Linked DNA regions of Homo sapiens: regions 1, 3, 4, 5, 6 and 7 are each linked to region 2. The links are chromatin contacts, found by Hi-C in ENCODE. All regions are on one chromosome and are shown on one strand. The core of a region is the stretch at or near the end of the contact, and the rest is flanking DNA. Distances in the headings are between cores, read along the strand shown. Region 1 holds the start of GSK3A (glycogen synthase kinase 3 alpha). Region 2 holds the start of VRK3 (VRK serine/threonine kinase 3). Region 3 holds the start of SMG9 (SMG9 nonsense mediated mRNA decay factor). Region 4 holds the start of ZNF805 (zinc finger protein 805). Region 5 holds the start of CIC (capicua transcriptional repressor). Region 6 holds the start of RPS19 (ribosomal protein S19). Region 7 holds the start of DEDD2 (death effector domain containing 2).

The links. A loop is a pair of places that touch in the nucleus more often than their neighbours do. Pooled maps may share reads with other maps.
Region 1: a pooled map shows a loop between it and region 2 (27-fold over the local background). The contact joins the promoter of GSK3A here to the promoter of VRK3 in region 2. A Hi-C loop is called at or near these places in 5 of 50 pooled maps.
Region 3: a loop to region 2 is called in a pooled map, with 39 times the contacts of the local background. The contact joins the promoter of SMG9 here to the promoter of VRK3 in region 2. A Hi-C loop is called at or near these places in 5 of 50 pooled maps.
Region 4: a loop to region 2 is called in a pooled map, with 12 times the contacts of the local background. The contact joins the promoter of ZNF805 here to the promoter of VRK3 in region 2. A Hi-C loop is called at or near these places in 4 of 50 pooled maps.
Region 5: a pooled map shows a loop between it and region 2 (21-fold over the local background). The contact joins the promoter of CIC here to the promoter of VRK3 in region 2. A Hi-C loop is called at or near these places in 3 of 50 pooled maps.
Region 6: a pooled map shows a loop between it and region 2 (17-fold over the local background). The contact joins the promoter of RPS19 here to the promoter of VRK3 in region 2. A Hi-C loop is called at or near these places in 4 of 50 pooled maps.
Region 7: a pooled map shows a loop between it and region 2 (9-fold over the local background). The contact joins the promoter of DEDD2 here to the promoter of VRK3 in region 2. A Hi-C loop is called at or near these places in 2 of 50 pooled maps.

What each region holds. Positions count from the first base shown.
Region 1 is chr19:42,240,720-42,244,050 of GRCh38, forward strand. It overlaps GSK3A (glycogen synthase kinase 3 alpha), which reads right to left and starts at 1,883. Exons shown (of 11, transcript NM_019884.3): 1 at 1,464-1,883. The coding sequence starts at 1,746. RefSeq lists silencers at 1,425-1,704, 1,735-1,944 and enhancers at 2,235-2,444, 2,374-3,168, 2,505-2,554, 3,169-3,331.
Region 2 is chr19:50,024,003-50,027,387 of GRCh38, forward strand. It overlaps VRK3 (VRK serine/threonine kinase 3), which reads right to left and starts at 1,370. Exons shown (of 15, transcript NM_016440.4): 1 at 1,265-1,370. ZNF473 (zinc finger protein 473) reads left to right here and starts at 2,003. Exons shown (of 5, transcript NM_015428.4): 1 at 2,003-2,120. RefSeq lists enhancers at 676-1,177, 1,227-1,306, 1,647-1,696, 2,107-2,156.
Region 3 is chr19:43,753,373-43,756,371 of GRCh38, forward strand. It overlaps SMG9 (SMG9 nonsense mediated mRNA decay factor), which reads right to left and starts at 1,590. Exons shown (of 14, transcript NM_019108.4): 1 at 1,282-1,590. RefSeq lists an enhancer at 521-780 and a silencer at 1,011-1,370.
Region 4 is chr19:57,238,886-57,242,306 of GRCh38, forward strand. ZNF805 (zinc finger protein 805) reads left to right here and starts at 1,747. Exons shown (of 4, transcript NM_001023563.4): 1 at 1,747-2,036. The coding sequence starts at 2,007. RefSeq lists enhancers at 1,345-1,564, 1,585-1,854 and a silencer at 1,975-2,044.
Region 5 is chr19:42,267,460-42,270,609 of GRCh38, forward strand. It overlaps CIC (capicua transcriptional repressor), which reads left to right and starts at 1,793. Exons shown (of 21, transcript NM_001386298.1): 1 at 1,793-1,922. RefSeq lists an enhancer at 783-1,292.
Region 6 is chr19:41,858,338-41,861,753 of GRCh38, forward strand. RPS19 (ribosomal protein S19) reads left to right here and starts at 1,918. Exons shown (of 6, transcript NM_001022.4): 1 at 1,918-1,952; 2 at 2,438-2,508; 3 at 2,775-2,875. The coding sequence starts at 2,438. RefSeq lists an enhancer at 1,621-2,376 and silencers at 1,930-2,059, 2,120-2,239.
Region 7 is chr19:42,215,942-42,219,157 of GRCh38, forward strand. DEDD2 (death effector domain containing 2) reads right to left here and starts at 1,736. Exons shown (of 5, transcript NM_133328.4): 1 at 1,691-1,736; 2 at 739-1,104. The coding sequence starts at 1,066. RefSeq lists silencers at 867-1,072, 1,154-1,213, 1,224-1,323 and enhancers at 2,095-2,971, 2,972-3,216.

The DNA of each region.
Region 1 (3,331 bases), core at 633-3,132, 7.8 Mb before region 2:
TTTGGTACTTTGAGGTTAGAAAAAAACACTGACCTGACCTCTTCATCTGAGTGGTCCAGAGACCCAGACCCCTCACTATATGTGGGTGGTCCCTAATGGACAAGCACCAAATTATGATAATGATGAACCTGACCTTTATTATCAAGGAGCTATTCCAGCCTCAGTCCTTTGAAGGAAAGCTATAATTCCCAATTCCCATTATTCAAATGGTGGCAAACCTTGGTGCCATTCTTAGAGGATAGTGACCCCTTTGAGTAACTGATGAACCAAATCCATTTTTTTGTTTTTTTTTTTGAGACACAGTTTCGCTCTCGTTGCCCAGCTGGAGTGCAGTGGCACGATCTCGACTCACTGCAACCTCCGCCTGCTGGGTTCAAGCGATTCTCCTGCCTCAGCCTCCCGAGAAGCTGGGATTACAGGCGCCCGCCACCACGCCCAGCTAATTTTTTATATTTTTAGTAGAGACAGGGTTCCACCAGTTGGCCAGGCTGGTCTCGAACTCCTGACCGCAGGTGATCCGCCCACCTCAGCCTCCCAAAGTGCTGGGATTACAGGCGTGAGCCACCGCGCCCGGCCACCAAATCCATTTTGAGGGGCCAGTGACAAGTTCTTTCAGAGGGAGATAACCCTACATCACTTTTTTTTTTCAGAGCCAATGACACCATACCTTAGAACAATTATTAAAAAAGTATAACCTTAGATCCATATTCTGTAGGAAACTGTGACCTACCCTGCTCCATTCCATTTTTGTTAAAGGAGACACACCAAGCCATGTATTTTAAAACATGGACTATGGACTTGGTTTGAAGGATATGCTGACTCCCAATGTCTTTATATCTAAAAGGCAGTAACTATTAATTCTCACCATTGGCAGTACAGCTCAACAAGATTTAGGGTGGGTAATGATGCCAGGTCTTGGTTTTAATAGGGAAGATGATCTGAGTACCAGGTTTGGAAAGCCTGGCCCTATTCTTTGGGGACAAAACACAGTAACCTCAAAGCCCTGCTTCTAAGTGATATTCGCTCCAAATCCCCATCTTCTGAAGGACAGGGAATGCAGATCCCTCTTTTTCGGGGTTGGTCTTATTCTTGTTCTCTTAGGAGACAATAACCCTAGATCCCCATTTGCAAGCGACTGTGACCTCTGATCCAATATTATAATGAATAGCAACATCAGATACCTGTTCTTAAGGCTCAAGGACCCAAGACCTCAATAATGGAAGAACAGAGACTTGTAACCCGTTTCTTTAAGTGTTAGTAATTCTGATCCACGAGTAATTCTGATCTCCAAGAGATGGTAACCCCAAGACTCCTTTTCCTGGGAGGAAGAGGGCTCGGATCCCCGGTATGGGGAGGCACAGTGACCTCGAGCTCCTATCTAAGCACATGAAAGAATCTGATGGATGTCTGAGGAGCTTTGGGAACCCTAATCACCACCCTACACGGGCGCCACTAGTACTCACGGCCCAGCTTCACCCCGGGCGGCGGGAAGCTAGTGCCTGCGCCGGGGCCTCCGCTGCCTCCTCCGCCGCTGCCGCCGGGTCCACCCCCGGAGCTCGAGGCCCCGACGCCCCCACCCATGGCCCCGACAGATGCCTTTCCGCCGCCGGTGCCGCCTGGGCCGGAGGCCGAGCCTCCGGGGCCGCCGCCGCCTCCTCCGCCTCCGCCGCCGGGCTCCGCGAACGAGCTAGTCCGCGCCCTGCCCGAGCCCCCAGGGCCGCCTCCCGAAGGCCCGCCGCCGCTCATGGCGCCGAGCACAGGCCCAGGCTGCGGGGCTCGGGCTGCCCGGGCTGCCCCAGCCGCCGCCGCTGCCGCCGCCTCCCCCGGGCCCTGGCCTCTTCCAGGCCGCGCCGCTCTGGCTTGGGCTCCGGCTCCGGCCCAGCGCCCGCCGCGGGGCACGCCGGGAGATGCAGTCCGGCTGTCGTCCGCGCCGCCGTCACCGCCCTCGGCCCGCACAGAGAGCCGCGTGGCACGCCGGGAAATGAAGTCCACAAAAGCCTCAGAGTAGACCGCGGGAATGATGGGCGGGAATGACGGGTCACGCTGTACGTCGGGAAATGGAGTCCAGGGTAATCTGTCAGCCGACTGTACGACGGGGAGCCCTGAAGCACTTTAGGAAGCAGAGAGCCTGATGCACGCTGGGAAACGGAGTCCACTCACTCAGTCTATTAGCTGTGTATGCCTCCCAGAGCTCGGTGCGCTCTGGGAAATTGAGTCGGCCCGCGTGAACCTGCGGGTCTCGGGCCGTGAGGCAAGCCGGGAAATGGAGTCGTCGCCACGCCCTCACCGCATTGCAGGTGTAAAGCGATTTTTAAAGCACGCCGGGAAATGGAGTCTCAGGTGGTTTTTAAGCCCCAGGTGGATACTGCAGTTCCGGAGATGGGCGAGGAAATGGAGTAGGTTTACGCGCTCCTCTTTCCAGGTACGCTGGGCCGCAGTCCCTGCCGGGAAGTGTAGTCAGCACCAAGGCCTCAGTGCAGTTGCCACAGCGAGCCCTGGTGTGTTCTGGGAAATGGAGTTCGACGTATCCTCCCCATTGACTGAGGGGGCGGGATCGCCCATGAGCTCCAAGCATGCTGGGGAATAGTCCAGACCTGACCCTCTGTGAGGCCAGTCTGCGGAGGCTTGCCGGGAAGCGAAGTCCAATGGCCACCATCAGGGGCGTGTGAACGAAAGGTTAGAGACTGCGGCAGTTCCCTGGAGAGACTTAAAAGTGTTTCAGCGCCTCCTTCCTCGCCCCCAGGTCCTTCTTTAAGAAAGAGCCGAGGTCGATCAAGGACTGCTGGAAAATGGATCCAAGCACCTTTAAGTTCCAGGTGACCATAGATCAGGAAAGAAAAAATGTCCCCTCTCTAACCGCAACTCTGCAAAGATTCGGGAAACAAAGTTCCCGGCGGTTTCTCAGAACACTAACTAGTCTTCGGATACAGTCTAGCTTTTCCTAGCAATGTGGTTCGCACCAGGAAGCTGAATGGAGCATTAAAAAGACGGAAATGTCATTTCTGGGCCTGGCGCTGTGGCTCAGGCTGGGCGCCAGTAGCTCACGCCTGTAATCCTAGCACTTTGGGAGGCCGAGGCTGGCGGATCATCCGAGGTCAGGAGTTCGAGACCAGCCTGGCCAACATAGCGAAACCCCCGTCTCTACTAAAAGTACAAAAATTAGCCGGGTGTGGTGGCGGGCGCCTGTAATACCAGCTACTCAGGAGGCTGAAGCAGGAGAATCGCTTGAACCCGGGAGGCATAGGTTGCAGTGAGCCGAGATCGCGCCACTGCACTCCAGTCTGGGCGAAAAGAGTGAGACTCCGTCTCAAAAAAAAAAAAATCCTGTCTT
Region 2 (3,385 bases), core at 120-2,619:
TCAGCTCACTTGCAACCTCCGCTTCCTGGGTTCAAGCGATTCTCCCTGCCTCAACCTCCCGAGTAGCTGGGATTACAGGCGCATGCCACCATGCCCGGCTAATTTTTTTATTTTTAGTAGAGATGGGGTTTCACCATGTTGGCCAGGCTGGTCTCGAACTCCTGAACCCAGGTGATCCGCCCACCTCGGTCTCCTAAAGTGCTGGGACTACAGGCGGGAGCCACCGTGCCCAGCCAAATTTTTTGGATTTTAGAACCTATTACATATTACAACACCGGCGAGATCCAGGGGCAACTCTCCATAAGTATATGATTTGCACAACAAAATCTTTAAAAATTCTAAATAGTCACACATCAGTTCAGAGTGGGTATTGCCAGCAAACAAGTTCAAAGCCAGGTGAGGTTGGCCTGCCAAGTAAGTTGCAAAACAGAGAAAAAGACCTTTCAGTTTTCAGAACGTTTTGGATTTTAAAGTTATAGATAAGGGACTGCAGACCTGTAAATATTCTTTAACATTTCTTTTTTAGTGTCTGGCATCCCCAACCACCCTGAGAATGTGAATTAGCTGGGCAGGATTTTTGTTTTAGACACTGCTATAATAACCTGGGCTTGAACAGTGCCTATTAGACTAGCACCGTTCAAACCCAGGTTATAGTAGTGTAATATCGGTTGCACGGAGCCTTCCATATAGTAAACGCTCAATAAAATTGGATGTGCTGAAGTCACCTATGCAATGGCCAGGTCAGGACTTGAAACCCTAAGACTCCAACCCTCAGGCCAGTCTTTATCTTAATTTATTTGACTTATTCAACAAATGTTTAGGGAACAGCTGCTATGCGTCAACTACTGTATAGTGTTCCTCCTAGAAAGTTCAGGAAACAGCACAGCAAAAAGGCTAAAAGTCAGACCCCACCTCAGCGCAGGTGGGGCGATTGCCTAGGCGACGACAGAGCCTCCCTTCGGCCGCACCTCCATAGAAACCACGGGATGACTTAGACGCCAAGTTTCACAGCGGAGGAGCTGTCGAACTTCCCACAAGTTCCGCCCATCTCCGCCTTAGCCATGCCCAACACGGAGCCCAAGGTGGCTTGGGAAGCTCAAGAGGAGGCCAGTGAACCCCGCGACCCGGAGCCGCTCTCATTCCGAACCCCGACAGCAGGGGCCTCCGCCTCCCACAAACGGTCGTGCTGACGTCACGGACGCCCCGGCCGAGCTGCGGCTAGGGGGTCGGGGGACGTCCCCTCGTTCGCCTCGCTTCCCCTCACCTCTGTACTTGGGGACTGGGGTGGGATTCTGGGCTTCTGCAGCCTGACCCTCGGATCCTCCGCAGTTACCCGGACTCACCTTCTCAGTTGCCCAGCGAAAACTTCCGCTGGGCGGAGAGCGCTGCGCGCGCATCCTGAATCTGAGGCGCCCGCGCAGGCGCCGCTGACTTCCTGACGGCCCCTGGGCTTCGCCTGCCTGGGAACTCCGTTTCCCAGATGCCTCCGCGGCAGGCCCGCCCTCTGATTCCAGACGGAATGGGGATTATTCCCTCATTGCTCATCCCCCTCCCCTCCGTTCTAGCCGCTTTGGAACGCCTTCTGGTTCTACTGCGCATGTGTCAGTGTCAGACCAATCGGAATGCACCGTGAGGTACCTCTCCACCAATCAGAGGTCACATTACCTAAACTTCTGCCTCAACTCCGCCCCTTACTTCCGCTTGTTTTCTCAGAAACCCGTCACAACGCGTTTCCATGGCAACCTACCGCTTGCTCTTCGGAAAAGGTTAACACTCCCTGACTTCTAGTAAAGGCAAGAAGCTAATTAGATGATTCTTTAACAAGGTAAAAATCTGGACTACAAACTGATGCCGCCTGGTCCTGATTCTCTTTCTACTCTACTCCCACAGTGCTAAGGCTGAAGAAGCAGGAGGAGATGGGAAGGCGAAAGAAGTCGCCCGCACAGCCCTCTGGGAAATAGAGTCCTGGCGCTGCCGCGGAGGATCCTGGGTGCAGCCGCTCAGAGAAGCTTCTCGCGCACAGGAAGTCGCTGCGAGGAGGCGCGTGTGCGGGGAGTTGAATCTCCCGCTCCCTTGAGGCTGGGGTTGCGTCTGTTGACGCGGCCGACTACAATCCCGAGGTACGGAGACGCTGGGGCTGAGGGACTTGCGGGCTCGGTCCTTCCTGAGAGGTGACGGAATGCAAGTGGGGGCGACTTCGGCAAAGGGTGCGTCGCCTTGGGCGGCGGTTGTCAGGGTGAAGGTGTGAACCGTCTTTCACAGTCTGTTATGAAAACCGCTCAAGGTCTGGGCACGGTAGATCACGCCTGTAATCCCAGCACTTTGGGAAGCCTTGGCGGGGGGGATCACTTACAGCCAGGAGTTCCTCGAACCCCCAGTCTCTACTAAAAATACAAAAATTAGTTGAGCGTGGTGGCGGGGGCCTGTAATCCCAGCTACTCAGGAGGCTGAGGCAGGAGAATCGCTTGAACCCAGGAGCTGGAGGTTGCAGTGAGCCGAGATCGCGCCATTGCACTCCAGCCTGGGTGACAGAGCGAGACTACATCTTAAAAAAAAAAAAAAAAAAAGAAAGGAAGAAAACCACCTTGGGAGGCTGAGGTGGGCGGATCGCTTGAGCCCAGGATTTCGAGGCTAGCCTGGGCCAGATGGTGAAGCCCTGTCTCCACAAAAGAAGAAAAAAATAGAAAAATTAGCCGGGCGTGGTGGTGCGCCCCTGTATTCCTAGCTAATTGGGAGGCCGAGGTGGGAGGATTGCTTGAACCCAGGAGGCAGAGGTTGCAGTGAGCTGAGAAAGAAAAGAAAAGAAAAGAAAACTGCTAAAGGGGTTTCCAGGCCTCCCTGATGGCCCTGAGAGGAGTGGTTCTGTTTTATTTTGGTTTTGGTTGGGGAAGGAGGGGAATGAGTTACCTGAAGTTGGCAAATTTAGGCAGAATCTTGCTGGACGATGGATGGGAGTTCTTCGGGAAGTTGAAGTACTTAACATTTACAGTATTTGAGTGCTTTCTGTGTGCCAGGCGCCCTGCTGGAGTTGCATTTCCTCTTCTGATCCCCGCAGCAGCACTGAGACATAAGTGCAGGTCCCCTTGGCACCAAGGCAATCTCGGGAATCAGAATTTTTCAGATTTTAGAAAGCTAATAGGGTGCATATTTTATAATTAGGCAGCACCCCCCCACACCCCGAGGAATCTGGGCCAGTTTTTGGTCATAAAATGTTTCTGTGGGGCAAGGTGTGAATATTCACACTTATGAGAACATTAAGACCCTACATGGCCTGTGGCAATCCAGGTGAAGTTTTGCGGTCAGTTTATAAATCAAGTTCTGGTTTTTGGAGCATTTAAAGGACCATAGATCTGTTGTATTTGTTCCATTTGGTACATGTGGAAAC
Region 3 (2,999 bases), core at 340-2,839, 6.3 Mb before region 2:
ACTGCCCAGCCCTGAGGTTTCTGTTTACTGGCCTATGAGGATGCCCTTTCCTGTGCAAAGTAAGCGCCCCTGTGTGAATGCTTTTCTTTTTTTTTTTTTTTTTTTTTTGAGACGGTCTTGCTCTGTTGCCCAGGCTGGAGTGCAGTGGCACGATCTCAGCTGGCTGCGGCCTCTGCCTCCCGGGTTCAGGCAATTCTCCTGCCTCAGCCTCCCAAGTAGGTGGGATTACAGGTGCATACCACCAGGCCGGGCTAAGTTTTGCATTTTCAGTAGAGACGGGGTTTCGCCATGTTGGCCAGGCTGGTATCGAACTCCTGGCCTCAAGTGATTCGCCAGCCTCGGTCTCCCAAAGTGATCGGATTCCCCGGGTAAGCCACCGCACCTGGCCTCCCTGTGCCCTTTATTCTGGGAGCTTCCACAGTATCTGAATGTGGGGAGTTCCTTGGAACTTAAAAGCCCACCTAAACCAGGTGTGGAGGATACAGTGAGCCGAGATCGTGCCACTGCACTCCAGCCTGGGCGACAGAGCGAGACTCTTGTCTCAAAGAAAAAAAAAAAAAACCCCACCCACATGCAAGCTGGGGACTTCCAATGCTGTTTCCGGGCTCCTTTGGGGATTACCCCCAAACTTAGGAAAGCTGGTCTATTTAAGTGTCTGCTGATGGACTTCTAGGGTGACTTCCCGAAAATTAACAAATCGAATTTACATATTTTTGGGGAGTGTCTCCTCAGTATTTAGGCATCGCTTCACACACTCCCTTCGGGGATCTCCCAGAACCTCACTATTTGCAAATATTTGGGGAGACTCTCCCGATTCCTGAGTATGTAAGCCCACTTCGTGGGGCACTCCCCAGCCCAGAACTGTAGTCGATTTGCACATTTTCCTAAGGACTCCCTAGGATTTAAACTTCTCTCTACGGGGTTCTAGAAGGGAGCCTCCCCCGGATTTAGGCATTGCTTTACAAAGCTTCCCTCGGGGAACCCAACTCAAGTTTCTCGTTACACGTTATTGGGGCGGCCTCCCCAGTACTTGACGGGCAGTTTGCAGGCTGTACTTGGATCTCGCAGAGCATAAGTTTCTCATTTACACGTTATTTCCGTCCCCCGCCCCCATTCCTGCCAACCCAGTATCGAATTGACGGTCGCCGGCCCCCTACTCAGTGCCGCACCCCCGCCGGACGTCCCAGCGACCTTTCAATGGCCAAGGCGGGGGCGGGGCCTGCCGGAGCGCCCCGCCCGCCGCCGGTGCGCTAGCCTCGCGCGGGCTCGCGGCCCCCTTACCTAACGCGGCTGCTGATTGGTTCTCGGGGCGCGGTGTGCGCTCTCCCGTGACGGGAGTCGGGTGGGGGCGGGGAGGCTGACCCAAGCCACCCGCCTGCAAATGGCGTCTGGGGGCCAGGAACGTGGGAAGGAGAGAAAATGGGCACTCCCCACTCCGAAACCGGCCTCGGCGTCCGGGTTGCAGCCCCTAAGGAAAGCTGGGCCGAAGGAAGAAGAGGAGGAGGATGTAACGCGGGCCCGAGCTGAGATCAGTTCCCTCAGGCGACTCGTCCTGCGCATGCGCTGAGGGCTGGAGCTCGAGAACTGAATGCGCTCGCCGGGCTGAGCGTGCGTGGATGGAGGCGGTCGGCTTCAGCACGCATGCGGGTTCCGGAGCGGGAGGCGGGAGGACGCCGCGGCTCTGACTCAATGCGCGTGCGCGCGGTTGGGGGGTTGAGGGTGGGGAGATGAGTAGGGAAATGGATACGCCGAGGAGCCGGCAGGAGGGAGAGCGGCCCGGATCTGGGGTTCGAGTTGTGCCTCTTCGGTGATGTTGGCGGGATGCAGTGGGGTGGGACGACAGGGAGGAATTTCACTGTTCTGGGCTGAGTGCCAAGAACACATGAATGAATCAGACTTGGCGTGCGCCCTGGAAGACACCCCGGCCTGTGGAGAGACTGCCAGGGCCTCAAATCACTTAGGAAAGGGCGCGGGTCCGGTTGGACCTTGAAGGACAGGCAGGCGAGGGTACTCCAGGGAACAGCTAAGCAAAGGCGGCGAAGACCCCGGGGGAAGAGGTCTAGACTGGCTTGGATTCAGGGTCCACCTGGGTGGGAGGTGAGGCAGCAGAATGGGCAGGTCAGACCCTGAAGGGTCTCCAGTGTCAGTTTTATCCTTAAGGCCTGGGAGATGCAGAATAGTCTGAGACAGAACTATGTTTAAAACCCTCGAAGGCCGCGTTGGAGAAGGGAATCCGCTCCAGGGTCGAAAATTTAAACACACGTGGGCGGAGTCTTGCGCGCGCCAAAGAGGAACATTGGGCGACGGGCGCGGCCTGGAGAGCGCATGCGCATTCGGAAGGGTCGGCAGTTCCCCAGTGGGCAGAGTGGGTGGATGGGAAGGTTCTAGCTTTTTATTTGAAATTTTATTTATTTTTATTTTATTTATTTATTTAGAGACGGAGTCTCGCCCTGTCACCCAGGCTGGCGTGCAGTGGCGAGATCTCGGATCACTGCCGTCTCCACCTCCTGAAATTCAAGCGATTCTCCTGCCTCAGCCTCCCAAATAGCTGGGATTACAGGCGTCCACCACGCCTGGCTAATTTTTTGTATTTTTAGTAGAGACTGGGTTTTGCCATGTTGGCCAGGCTGGTCTCGAACTCCTGACCTCAAGTGATCCGCCCGCCTCGGCCTCCTAAAGTGCTAGGATGACAGGCGTGAGCCACCGTGGCTGGTCTAAAAAAAAGTTTTTTAAAATTATATTTGAACAGGTATTACATGTACATACACAATTCAAACCTCTCTGGCTGTATACAATAAAAGTAAGTTTCCACCTCTGGTTCCCATTTTCCTTTCCTAAAGCACTGGTTCCCGGTTTCCTTCTGGAGCTGCTGTTATAATAAAGCATTGGAGTTAAGAGCATGTGTTGAGTTCATATAAATAGCGGCTGAGCTTGACCAAGTGACTTAATACTCTCTACTTCTACGTCCCTGTTTGTGAATTGGGTGTGGTATAACCTTA
Region 4 (3,421 bases), core at 497-2,996, 7.2 Mb after region 2:
ATCTACTCTACCAGGGCTCTCAGCCAATACCTAAAGCAAAAGTTGCTGGACCATGTGAAGACCAAGCTTGGCCAAAGAAGGCCCAAGAGAGACAATGCATTTGCAACATGTCCCAGCTGGACAGGGTCTTGCTCTATTGCCCAGACTGGAGTGCAGTGGTGCAATTACAGGTCATTGCAGCCTCGACCTCCTGGGCTCAAGAGATCCTCCCATCTCAGCCTCCTGAGTAACTGGAATTACAGGGGTGTGCCACAATGCTCAGCTAATTAAAAATTTTTTTTGAGTAGGCTGGATGCTGTGGCTCATGCCTGTAATCCCAGCACTTTGGGAGGCCAAGGTGAGTGGATCACTTGAGCACAGGAGTTCAAGACCAGCCTGGGCAGCATGGTGAAACTGACTACAAAAACTACAAAACAAAACAAAAAAACCCTCAATTTGCTGGGCGTGGTGGTGCGTGCCTGCAGTCCCAGCTACTTGGGTGGCTGAGGTGGGAGGATCACTTGAACCCTGGAGTTTGAGGCTGCAGTGAGCTGTGATCGCGCCACTGCACTATGGCCTGAGCAACAGAGCGAGACCCTGTCTCAAAAAATATATATATAAATATATATATAAATATATATGTGCATATATATACGTATATATACATATGTATATATACGTATATATGTATATATGTATATATAAATATATGTATATATAAGTAGAGAGAGAGAGAGAGAGAGAGACGGAGTCTCACTCTGTCGCCCAGGCTGGAGTGCAGTGGCGCGATCTCGGCTCACTGCAAGTTCCGCCTCCCGGGTTCACATCATTCTCCTGCCTCAGCCTCCCGAGTAGCTGGGACTACAGGCGCCAGCCACCACGCCCGGCTAATTTTTTGCATTTTTAGTAAAGACGGGGTTTCATCGTGTTAGCCAGGATGGTCTCGATCTCCTGATCTCGTGATCTACCCGCCTCGGCCTCCCAAAGTGCTGGGATTACAGGCGTGAGCCACCGCGCTCTATTTTTTTTCTTTTCTTTTTCTTTTTTTTTTTTTTTTGGTACCAATGAGGTCTCGCTCTGTCGCCCAGACTGTTCTCAAACTCCTGTCCTCAAGCGATCCTCCTGCCACAGACTTCTGGGACCACAGGTGTGCGCCAGCACACTCAGCTTATTTTAAAAAAATTTTTTTTTTTTTTGGTAGTCTCCCTATGTTGCTCAAGCTGGTCTTGAGCTCCTGGGCTCAAGCGATCCGCCCCCCTTGGCCTCCCAATGCGCTGGGATCCCAGGCCTGAGGCATCGCGCCGCCCGACGTCCCCCTTTGGTTACTCTGACTGCCCGCTGATCTGTATAAGAGGATCCGGAGGGGAAATAATGCAAGGTGGAAGTCAGAGTCCGGAGCCTGGTCCAGGGTCTCTGCACTGGCCCTGACCCTGGCAAATGTCCCTGACTCCTGGGGCTCGATTTCCTCCGGCCAAGAATGGACGGTCTCGCGCTTGGTCCCTGGCCTCCGAGTTGTGCCCCCAGGACAGAGGCAGGTCTGAGCCGGGCTGTAGGCCCGCTGCGACTTTTACACCGAGGCCTGCCGGCTCAGGATCTGTCCCCTTTGCAGGTGGTTTGTAGAGAAAAACTACATTAACTACAAGGCATTGCCAGGTGCGACGGCGGGCCCTGGGGCCAATGATGGTCCAGGACAGGGGCGTTTCCTGTGGGTTGCGAAGCTTGGGGCGGGACTTCCGGCATTTGGATGGGACGTAATTTGGGAGCGACGGTTCCGTCCACGCCGGCTCTAGGGAGGGGGCGGTGTTCCGTGGCCGCCTCCCTGGCGGCGCTGGGGAAATGAGCAGGTAGGAGGCCGACAGCGACCTCCGCGTCTCGGAGCGAACCGTGAGCCTCCCCGTAACGAGAGAGTTTGACTGTCAGCCAAGGTCACCGGGCCCGGCGCAGGGAAGGGGTGGGGCTCGGCTGAGCCCGCGAGACCCGCCCTGCTCGCCGCAGCCCCCGCCCCGCTAGGGCCACAGGGTCCCGGTATGGCGATGGCTTTGACGGACCCGGCGCAGGTGAGTGGACAAGGTTTCGGCCTTGCTGCTTTTCTGCTAGTTCGGGGAAGCCTCCTGGGCAGGCCGGAAGCCAAGACAGCCACAGGATTCCTCTTTGTAGTTTTGTTTGTTTACGAAACGTGGAGCAGGCTCGTCACTTAGTTTATCTCCTGTCGTGGTAGTACCTGAGAGACTGAATATTGAAGCGGACAGTAGGCAGACTATACATCGATTATAGGGCTGTGACGTACAATTTTTTTGTAGCAACCTGCCCAGGAAACCAGCCTCCTGTTCTGCAATAAACTACTCTGGAAGCCAGTCTGCCTTAAGTTAGTCTTGCAAGGAGCTAGATTACTCTCTGGTGACATTTCAGGAGGCTAAACGGTAACTCCTGGAACAGTAGGCCCCAAATAGGACTTGATTTGTAACTGACTGTTCTAATTTTTGCCTCCGCCTCCAAAAGAGGACCAAGCAGAGAAAGCCATACGTGCTCAGCCTAACCAATCACATACGATGCCCCACTTCTAGTTAGCCCTTCTGCAGCTTTCCACTGCTAAAGTGTCAGGCCTCTGAAAGCTGCTTAATAATTGCTTGAAGGATGGATGAAGTTCCACTCCAGGGACTCCCGTCACACACATCATCCGAACTCAGCCTTGGCCTGCAAGTCCCTACCCGGTCCACTATGGCTGACCACCTCTGTCCTTGTTTCCTTCCTTTCCTCCCTGGCTCAGCGCTTCAGACACAGGTCCACTATGGCTGACCACCTCTGTCCTTGTTTCCTTCCTTTCCTCCCTGGCTCAGCCCTTCAGACATATCAATCTGATCACGCAGAGTTCTTTCCTACCCCTCAGCCTTCACCTTTACAGTTCATTCAGCCTCAGACACTATCCTCAGATCTCTGCAAGACCCTTTCACATCTTGTTGGCTCTGCTCAAATGTCACTTCTTTAAAGCGGCCTTTCATGGCAGTTCAGACTAAAGTAGTCCCCTTCTCACCTGCCCTTGGTCTAGCGTTTTTGTATAGAGAATCTGGCAAAGTTTTAGACACCTACTGAGTTGAGGTCTTAAAGGATTTTGTGGGGACAAAGAGCATAAATAATAACACAAGAACTGTAACGGTTGGCCTTCATTGAGTCCTTGATGTGAACTGAGAAATGGGCATTATTTATCATCTCATTTAATCCTGATCTCCTTAAAGTGACATTCTATTATAAACACTGCTGTACACAAGAGGAGGTCAAGACTCCGACCTGTTTAGTTACCTGCTGAAAGTCACATAGCACTTAAGTAACAAACTCATATTTAGCGTGTGGACCACCAGAGCCTTTGTTTTTACAGACAGTTGGCTGAGAAGCCCTGAGGTGAACTTTGCAGTCTTTCCAGCAAGTCACAGTGGCCATTGGAAGC
Region 5 (3,150 bases), core at 543-3,042, 7.8 Mb before region 2:
TTCGGGGAAAAAAATAATAATAATAATAACAACAGTGTAGGTTATAAGATTCCTTCCGAGTGTGAACTCCTCGTGGACAGTGAATTTCCCCCAATCTCAACACAAATAATTTGTGAACAGTGGGACTTTCTCATAGATGTGAATATCCTTCATATTCCATGAACCCCATTGGACAACTAATATTTCTTCTATGCTATGAACTAGCTCTATGCCCTAGCACATTCTTTCACACGTAGTTTGAGTGTTTCATGGACAGTATGACTTGCAATAGACTGGATGCAGTTTCCTCACAAGTGGTGTGAATTCCAGTGTGGAATCTGAACCTGTCACAGGCAAAAGAAAGCCTCCCTGCGGCCAGCGTACCCATATTGCTTCCCATTAGCCTCGGACCAGGGCGAATACAAAGTGGAGGGCATAGATGCATTGCAGACAGGTTCACCATCTGGTTGTAAACCCGTATCTGGGCAGCAGGCATCTACTACAAACAGGGCATCTCCCTGTCCTCCTCCACTCCAGTGTGATACCCTCCTACCCCTGGGATCTTTAAAAATCTGCCTCTGTCAGGGGCGTACACCCACAAAGTGTAGCTCTCCACGTAATGCAGTGCGAAGCCCCAAGAAGCGCTGCATTTCGTCATCTCGGCCCCCTGCCCCAATGCCTAGTGGGCTGTCAAACTGCGCTGTCCTAAATGTCAAACTCTTGGAGGAGGTGACCTGTCCCCCGGGCCCCAGGCCGCGCGCGTTGCCTATACTGCAGCGCGCGACACCCCACAAGCGCGCGTTCTCTCCCCTCCCGGTGGCAACAGGGCTTTCCGCGGGGCCGCGCCAGACTTTTCGAGACCGTCAATTGGTCGTAGTCCCGGCCACCCGGCAGCCAATCAACAAGGGGAAAGGTGACATCACTGGTTCTCCTCCCCTCCCCCAATCCAAACTTCCCTACTCCGTCTACCGGCAGCAACAACCACGTGGGGGAGGGGTAAGAGAGTAGAACCGGTGAGGTCATTGCACCGCCCCGGCCGCTGCTGATTGGCTGCGGGGCTCGCGGGTGGCGGTTGGCTGCTCCTTGCACCTCCCCCTCGTGCCGCTACCGCTGCCACTGAGAGGAGCCACCGGCGACGCCAGAGCCAGGAATACGGGTGAGTCGGGGCCCTGGGTCTAAGATACTCCTGGCGTCCAGTGAGACTCACGACGAACTGCCCTTTTCGACTTTTTCTCCTCGCCGGGTTTCTTTGGTGCTCCAAGCACTCTGTCACATGGGAGTTGTAGTCTGCCTTGTACTGTCGGCTATGGGCCGAAGACGTGAGAAGACTACGGTTCCCAGCAGGAACTGCGACTAGCCGGTCAACAAACGTTCGGGCCACGCCTTCTACCTCCGTTCATTGGACAACCCGTCCCTTAGCCCCTCCTCCTTTCATTTCATTGGCTACTGTCCCTCACAGAGGCTGGGTTCCGGCCTAGGCTGCATGGCGACTGGGTACTGTATTTGTCATTTGGAACTAAGACGGCCTGCAATTGGACACGACTGGTGTCCTTCACTTGTTGTAGGGTAGGGCCCTAGGCAGATCAGGCAGTCGTAGGCTCAGGTTGGTGTCGGTCCCGGAGGGAGGCCGGTCTTGGACTTTGGCCCCGCCCCCTAGCGCTGCCCGATGGGCCCAATTGGTCGCCGCGAGCGTCGCTCGTCGTCGAGAGGCGGAGCCGACCAGTCTGCGGATATCTATTGGTCTAGGCTGGCGCCGGTCAGTGGGGTTGTGATCGCTGATTGGCTGGCTGCTCCAGCTGTTGCAGGTCCATTCACCATTTTGTGTGTTGGAGTAAAAAAAAAAGGGAGAATCGAGAGGGAGAGCCGGAGGGGGGGCGGGGAGGGACCGGACCGGACCGAGCCGGGGCCACGGCCCCCCGCCCCGAAACCCCGCCGAGCCCAAGGTGAGGGGCGGGGCCAGGGCTGACACAGGAAAGGGGGGTCCGGGGGGCTGGGGGCCGAGAGGGGACAGGTGGCAGGGACGGGGAGGGGGTACAGGGGGAAAGGGGTGGGCGGAATGGTGGGAAGGGAGGAGGGAGTGGAGGAAGTGGTGGGGGTTTGACAGAAAAAGGGTAACTGGGGGAGGGGGTGGTGGGCAAAGAAGGGTAACAGGAATGGAGGGGTGACAGGACTAGATCAGGGTGACAGGGAGAGGGAGGGGACAGAGTTGGAGAGTGTGACAAGGAGAGGTGATGGGGAGAGAAGGTGACAGGTCCGGAGATGGCTGACAGGACAGTGACTGGGAGGAATAGGTGACAGAGATAAATGGGGGTGACAAGGAGGGGGTGACAGGAGGGGGCCTAGGGCATTTTAACCGAGAGGTAGAGATAGAGGTAGTGACAGGATGAGAGAGAGAGTGTCAGAGAAGCTGGTGCCAGGAGGGCTAATGGGAACAGAGGGTATGAGACCCCAAAGAGCCAGGGCCTGGGCTGGCCTGGGCTCCGGGAGTTACTACTCAGATCTGAGGAAGGTGAGGGCCCCCGGGGCTTGGGTGGGAGTTATTCAGACAGGGTGGACAGGAAGAGAGTAGGCCCTAGGGGAAAGAAAGCAGCTCTGGGGCGAAGAGAGGCTGGGCCAGGCAGCAAGGTCTAGGGGTCCAGGCGGCATAGTTGTAGGCCCTGGGTGGGGTATGCAAAGGTTTGTGCTTGGAAAAAACTGGAGCCAGATCTCAGTCCCCAACATGGTAGTCTAGTGGGTCAGCGGGTATTAGGTGGTGATGGCTGCCCAACTTCTGGGCATTTGGGTGCCAGCCCCGGGACGCCCTCCAGGCTCTGCCTGTGAGGACCCCAGGATTGGCCCAAGAAAGGGCAGGCCTGGGACTCCAGGGTCCACAGGAGGAGCAGGCCCCTAGTGAGAGAGCATGAGGTCAAGGGTCCCCCAGTAGCTGGAAGACTGAGTCGGGGTTGCCTCTCATTGTGTTTGGCTTATGGTTCTGGGTCCCCCAACCCTCCTAGAGGCCTCTGTTTTGGCCTCTCAGGTTCTCTTAGTCACTTCAGAGTAAAGTTTTTTCCCCTTTTCTTTTCTCAGGGCAGCTCGAAAGGGGGCGGGCAGTAATGACTGTTCAGGAAGTGGGTGAGGTTGGCCTGTTGGGCTTGTCCTGCTTTCTTTGACCTTATCCCACCTATCCCCACT
Region 6 (3,416 bases), core at 668-3,167, 8.2 Mb before region 2:
CTAAGCTTCACTCTTCCCAAAATCCTATATTCACCCTGTCTCTTCCTTTGGTCAGGCACTCCAGAGTTCCTCTGGAGAGCTTTAAAAAAAAAAATTAAATTCAATGAAATGACTTAAATGAATTAAGTGTAAATGATTCAGAACTGGTATTAGAAATTATTAAAAGTGGGGGCCAGGCACGGTGGCTCACACCTGTAATCCCAGCATTTTGGGAGGCCAACGCAGGTGGATCACCTGAGGTCAGGAGTTCGAGACCAGCCTGGCCAACGTGGTGAAAACCCGTCTCTATAAAAATACAAAAATTAGCCAGGTGTGGTGGCAGGCACCTGTAATCCCAGCTACCTGGGAGCCTGAGGCCGGAGAATCGCTTGAACCCGGGAGGTGGAGGTTGCAGTGAACCAAGATCACATCATTGCACTCCCGCCTGGGCGACAAAGCGAGACTCCAACTCAAAAAAAATTAAATAATAATTACTTAAATTATAAAAAGTGAATATAAATTACCCAAGTACCTGGAGATTTCCAGTTAGACATGCATATATTACCCACTTTGAATACATATGGAAATATGTATGTGTTGGTTCTGGAAAAACAATTGAGATAATGAAAATATTTTCTCAAGTTTTAGAAACAGTATGAGATAGGTTTCAACAACATTCTACATGAATGTAAAACCTTGATTTAAATATATGATCTTATGCTAGAAGCATGGTTGGTTTTAATTTTTCTAACAGATACGAGTCTTGGCTTATTAATAATTAACACATTTTGCAGCCACAGTATCAGTGTGGGGTAAAATTCTAATATTTGCTCTTATGTTTTAAATTCTCAGTCTTTCCAACATAAGAAAATAGCTACACACATTTCAGTGTTTCCTTTTTGCAACAAGTTAACATAATTTTATTGGACCACGTTATTTAGTTGTTGGGCCTTGTAAGGATTAAATGAGATCATGCATGTAACACTACAGTAACAGCCACATGATAAATGTCCAAATAATATTTACCTGTGCCTGGCACAGAGCAGGCACTCAAAAAATATTTTTTAGAGCATGTGACGCGCCATGAACCAGAGGAGCCACTTTAAATGGACAAACGGGGATCTCATTTTTTTTTTTTTTTTTTAATGGTGAGACAAGCCCTGAGAAGGCAAATGGACTGCCTAAAGCTACACAGGTCAGCGGGGCAGGTAAATCTAAATTGGCAAAGTAAGGGCTGAGCGAACAGACTCCGACACTAGAAGGCAGAGCTGAACTAACTTCTGCTAAGGTCCCGCCTCTGCCGCTTTGTCCCGCCCTTATCTTCTCCCCTCCTCCAGCGCCTCATTCCCTTTTCGCTCGCCCCGGCCGTGCTGAAGCAACTTCCGCCCTGAGAAGGGTGGGGCTTCCGTCTCCCGCTCTCGCGACTCCTGGCGGTGAAGGACGGAAGATGATAGCCACATTTCTTCCTCGCCCTTCCCCTAGGTTCCCTGTCACAGTTCCGCCCTTACTACTCCCACTTCCGGCCAGGGAACAGCCACTTCCACCCGGAAAAGGGGTTGTTCCGCCGTGGGGCGCCAGCTGTGGCCCACCCATCCTGCCCCGTACTTTCGCCATCATAGTATTCTCCACCACTGTTCCTTCCAGCCACGAACGACGCAAACGAAGCCAAGTTCCCCCAGCTCCGAACAGGAGCTCTCTATCCTCTCTCTATTACACTCCGGGAGAAGGAAACGCGGGAGGAAACCCAGGCCTCCACGCGCGACCCCTTGGCCCTCCCCTTTACCTCTCCACCCCTCACTAGACACCCTCCCCTCTAGGCGGGGACGAACTTTCGCCCTGAGAGAGGCGGAGCCTCAGCGTCTACCCTCGCTCTCGCGAGCTTTCGGAACTCTCGCGAGACCCTACGCCCGACTTGTGCGCCCGGGAAACCCCGTCGTTCCCTTTCCCCTGGCTGGCAGCGCGGAGGCCGCACGGTAAGCGGGGGCTCCGAGCTGGACCGGGCGCGAGGCGGCAGGGCCGGACGCCGAAGCCTCAGAGCGCGTGCCTGAGGGCCCCGAGGCGCCCGGCGCGGGCCCGTCCCGCCCCCTAGAGCCGCGGCCACGTGCGAGCGGCAGGCCCGGACATGCCCGGTCAGCGCCGTCCGGGAACCGAGCGTGGGCCCCGGGGGGCAGCGGCGGGGTGCGTGGGGCGTCCGGAGTCCCGGGGCTGGGGAGTGGGGTCGCGCAGGATCCTCACACGCAGGGGCCGGGCTCTGTTAGTGCGATCCAGAGAGGCCGTGGGCGTCGGTGAGCTCCTTCAGACCCGCAGGAGCCGGAGCCCGGCGTTGAAGGGGCCGTGGGAAGTAACGGGGGGTACCACGGTTTAGGATGCGCTGGAGCGAAAGGATTGGGGTGGGGTCCGTGCTCTTGGCAGTCGTCTCTGCCAGGCCTGTGTTCACATGCTTGACTTTCTCCCTCAGATGCCTGGAGTTACTGTAAAAGACGTGAACCAGCAGGAGTTCGTCAGAGCTCTGGCAGCCTTCCTCAAAAAGTGAGTTTGGGGACTGAGGTTCAAAACGGGTGGAGGCTGTCGCCTTGGCCTGCCCATCTGAGCCCCAGTGTTTGCCGGTCCCTGGCAGGCGAGGCTTGTTTGGGGCCTCCGTGGCTCCTTTCAGCGTGAGGCCTGGCTTGTGTTCCGGTTCCAGCCTCTCTTTGTACTCTGGGCACAGCATAGTTGTGTTGAGGGGAGGGCATTTGGGATATGGGGTAGTTTGTGGAGATGACTGAATCGTGCTTTTCCCACTGTTTTGGTCTTAGGTCCGGGAAGCTGAAAGTCCCCGAATGGGTGGATACCGTCAAGCTGGCCAAGCACAAAGAGCTTGCTCCCTACGATGAGAACTGGTTCTACACGCGAGCTGGTGAGGAACTTAGGTCTTTGGCTGGAGAGTGGGGAGCTGGGTGACCCCTGGCACAAACCATACTTCCCTGTCTCCTCTGAGCTCTTTCCCGCCCCAAGAGGGAGAGAAACCCTTGGTTGTGTCACCACTTGCTTTGTGTGATGTGACATTCGATAACTTGGTACTCCAAGTTTTTATGACATTCTAAGAGCTTTGTGAGAGGAGGACCTGTGGCTTTGAGCCTCAGGGGAAACCAGAGACAGATGAATGTTCATATTTTGCTTACAGGTGGTTTAATCCTTTCTATATACACGGAGGCAGACTCCCTGGGTTTGGATCCATCTTTTACATCTGGCTGTGTGTCCTCTGGCAAGTTGGTTAACCTGCCTGTGCACTCTCTCATCCCCAAAATGGGACTAATTATTGTACCAGTACTAGAGTATTGCAAGGATTGAATGAATTTAAAGCAGAGTGTTTAGAACGTGTCTGTTGCACAGTAGTTATTCAGGAAAAAGCCAGTTGTCTTTACTATTGCTCAGATCATCAAGTTAGCCTTCTCCAT
Region 7 (3,216 bases), core at 486-2,985, 7.8 Mb before region 2:
AAGCCCCTTCATGACATAACTTCTTACCTCCCTCTCTTCCCTAGCTTGGGTCCCCTCTGCTCCTGCCACACTGGCCTCTGATGATGCCAAACTCATTCCCACCTCAGGCCTTGGATGCTCCCTGGGATTTTCTCCCCTGGGGTCTATGCATGGCTGGCAGTGCAGCCTCAGGGCAAAGCCTCCCTTCACCTTGCTGCTCTCCTGACTCTCTCTATTCCATTACTTTTAGTCTTCCTACAACAGCGTCTAAAAATAAGTTCTCTTATTATCTGATTGCCCCCACTAAACTTAAACTTCATGGAACAAACACCTTGTCAGCTCCATCATCCTGTATCCCTCCTAGGCCCAGCAAACAGGATTGTTATTATACGTGCAAACTGCTTAACTTCTCTGAACTTGTTATTTTCTTGGTTACAGTGAAGACAGTAACAGGACTTCCTTGTGAGATTACTGGGAGACTATAAGGCACTAGTTCATATGAAGGGCTGACAGCTGTGCCTGGCATGAAACAAGCCCTCCGTAAACAGTGGCCAAAATCATCATCACTGATGTGGCCAAATTCCCAAAGCCATGCTTTCTTCCTCTTATGTTGCTCATTGATATTGTGGGAAGAGAGAGTAGCAGAATGGGACATAAGCTGCCTGATATGGCACTGTCCGTATCAGGGCACCAGGGAGGCCCAGCGGGAGCCAGGCCCTTTCCTCCCAGGAAGTGTGACACCCTCCCATTCAACCGTACCTGGCCGGCGCCGCTTGCGCGCCAGGTGCGGCAGCAGGTCGTGGCGGGCCAGCACGCGCAGGAGTTGCCCCAGCAGCCGCAGGTTGCTCTCGTCGCACTGCCCGCGGCGCTCCAGCTCCAGCAGGAGCTCTAGGCCGCTGCGGGCCCGGGCTAAGCCTCCGGCGGCGCCAGGAGCCTCATCCAGCAGAAAGGCCAGGAGCTCCAGCTCGCACTCGGTCAGTTGCCCGCCCACCACCTCGAACATACGGTGAAGCGACAGCATCCCGTAGTAGTCCAGGCACTCATCCTCCTCCCAGCACGGGGCCGGGGTCGACCCGGATAGCGCCATTCCCGGGGGAGGGAGGCGGAACAAGCTCAGAACCCGGCCTAGAACCCACACAGCGGGGAGGGGGCAGTGGTCAGCGACGCGGAGGCCCGAACCCCACACCGCCAGCGCGTCTCCCCCGCCCAATCGCGCCGGGCAGGGCCGCTCCCGCACCCCCAACCGCCTCGGCCTCCCCCTCCCCCGGGAGGGAATGGTCCCGCCCGAGGTCCCCTAAGAACAGGTCGGGACGCCGGAGCCCGCTCGGCTTCTGCCCCCACCACCGTGCTACGTTCGGAGCTCGCCTCCGGACCTGACCAAACGATGCGGCCCAAACAAGCCTCGGGGCCCACCCCGGGGCTCCCTGCTGACTGCCCCTGACTCTGGGTAGGACTGCCCAGACGAGCCCCTTTTCTCCGTCCAGCGGTACCGTCTGATGAGTCCCCCGGCTCTACGCAAGTGGTACCTCCCGAAAGTGACCCTCTGCCCCCTACACAGAGGAGCGACCCAGGCAGCCCCTTTGCTCCACACAGGTGGTACCGTCCGAACCCGACCCCCTCGCCCTGCAAGGGCGGCCCCGCCCGCTCCCCAGAGCCCAGGTGGTCCTGTCTACCCGCCACCAGTCACCATTAGGCCTCTCTGGATCCTCACCAGATTCTGGCGTCCGATGACTCCTGGGCGACGGCCGCAGCCACTTGTTTTGGATCTTTCTGGCACCTTCTCTATTATTACGCCTGCGTCACCTCGCCCCTCCTCCTTCCCCCAACTCGCGCAGGTGCGACCGCCACGCCCCTTCGGCGCATGCGCAGAACGAGGCCTCCAAGCCCCGCCCTTCCTGGGCCGCTTGACCTGCCCCCAACCGAAGCATCTTGGTTCGCGAGTGCTGCGCTTGCGCAGAGCGAGAGCACGCCGCCTCTTGGGCTGTATCTGGTACCCGGTTCCAGGTCCCTACTTCCTGCCCGTGACTCAAGCCACCGGGGCCATGTAGCGCCACGTCACGAGTAGTTGTAACTACTCATCTCATAAACTACAGCCCCCTCCTGATCACGAGCTAGACGCCCACATCACCACTGCCCCTAGTTGCCCGTGGCAAAGTAACACAATCACTACTTTCCCGTCTCCCAGTAAACTCCCAGGCCTTATATGATCTGGTCCTGGGCACTCCTCCATTAGATTGTCCCTCACTTCTAGTGACAACCAGGGATCTACATCTCAACTGTGCTCTCTCGTGATCCCAAATGGAAATCCCGCCCCCCCACCACCACCCCCGCAGTCTATAAGTTCCTTCCCCTGATCAAAACCAGAATTCCCTCATCTCACGTTCAGGACGGATACCTCCTTCCAAGCGGCAACAGAACCCTCCATTCCGACTGTGTACATCTCGATGGCGTCCATCACGACCCCCATCACAGTCAGATGTCTCCACCCAGAGCCAAAACGGCCCCTCCGTAACCCCTTCCAATCTCTGCCCTCCAGGGTCGCCCAGATACCCGCTCCCTAACTTGCAACAACTAGAGAGGGTCTGTCAGGGAGTCTAGGCTGTGGTGTATGCGTGTCCCCTTACCGCGGGGCCTTGGGTGTGACGGTCGCCACGCCCCCCACTTAGGTGACTCAAGGTCAGGACCTGCATGTACTTGAGACAAGTCCCCTCCCTGGACCTCTTCCCACCCCCGCAATTAACTCCTCTTGGGAGTCGGGAGATCTGGGTCCTGCCTAGCACTGGCCCAGTACTGGCTCTGCCTGAGCTGTAGCAGTGAATTCAAAAGAATCGGCTGCGCGCGGTAGCTCACGTCTGTAATCCCAGCACTTTGAGAAGCCGAGGTGGGCGGATCACACGAGGCCAGGAGTTCGAGACCAGCCTGGCCAACATGATGAAACCCTGTCTGTTCTTAGCCGGATGTGGTGGCACGCGCCTGAAATCCCAACTACTTGGGAGGCTGAGACAAGAGAATCTCTTGAACCAGGGAGCAGTAAGCAGAGATAGTGCCACTGCACTCCAGCCTGGGCCACAGGGCGAGACTTTGTCTCAAGAAACAAACAAACGCCAGGTGCGGTGGCTCACGCCTGCATTCCCAGCACTTTGGGAGGCCGAGGCGGGCGGATCACCTGAGGTCGGGAGTTCGAGACCAGTCTGACCAACATGGAGAAACCCCATCTCTACTAAAAATACAAAATTA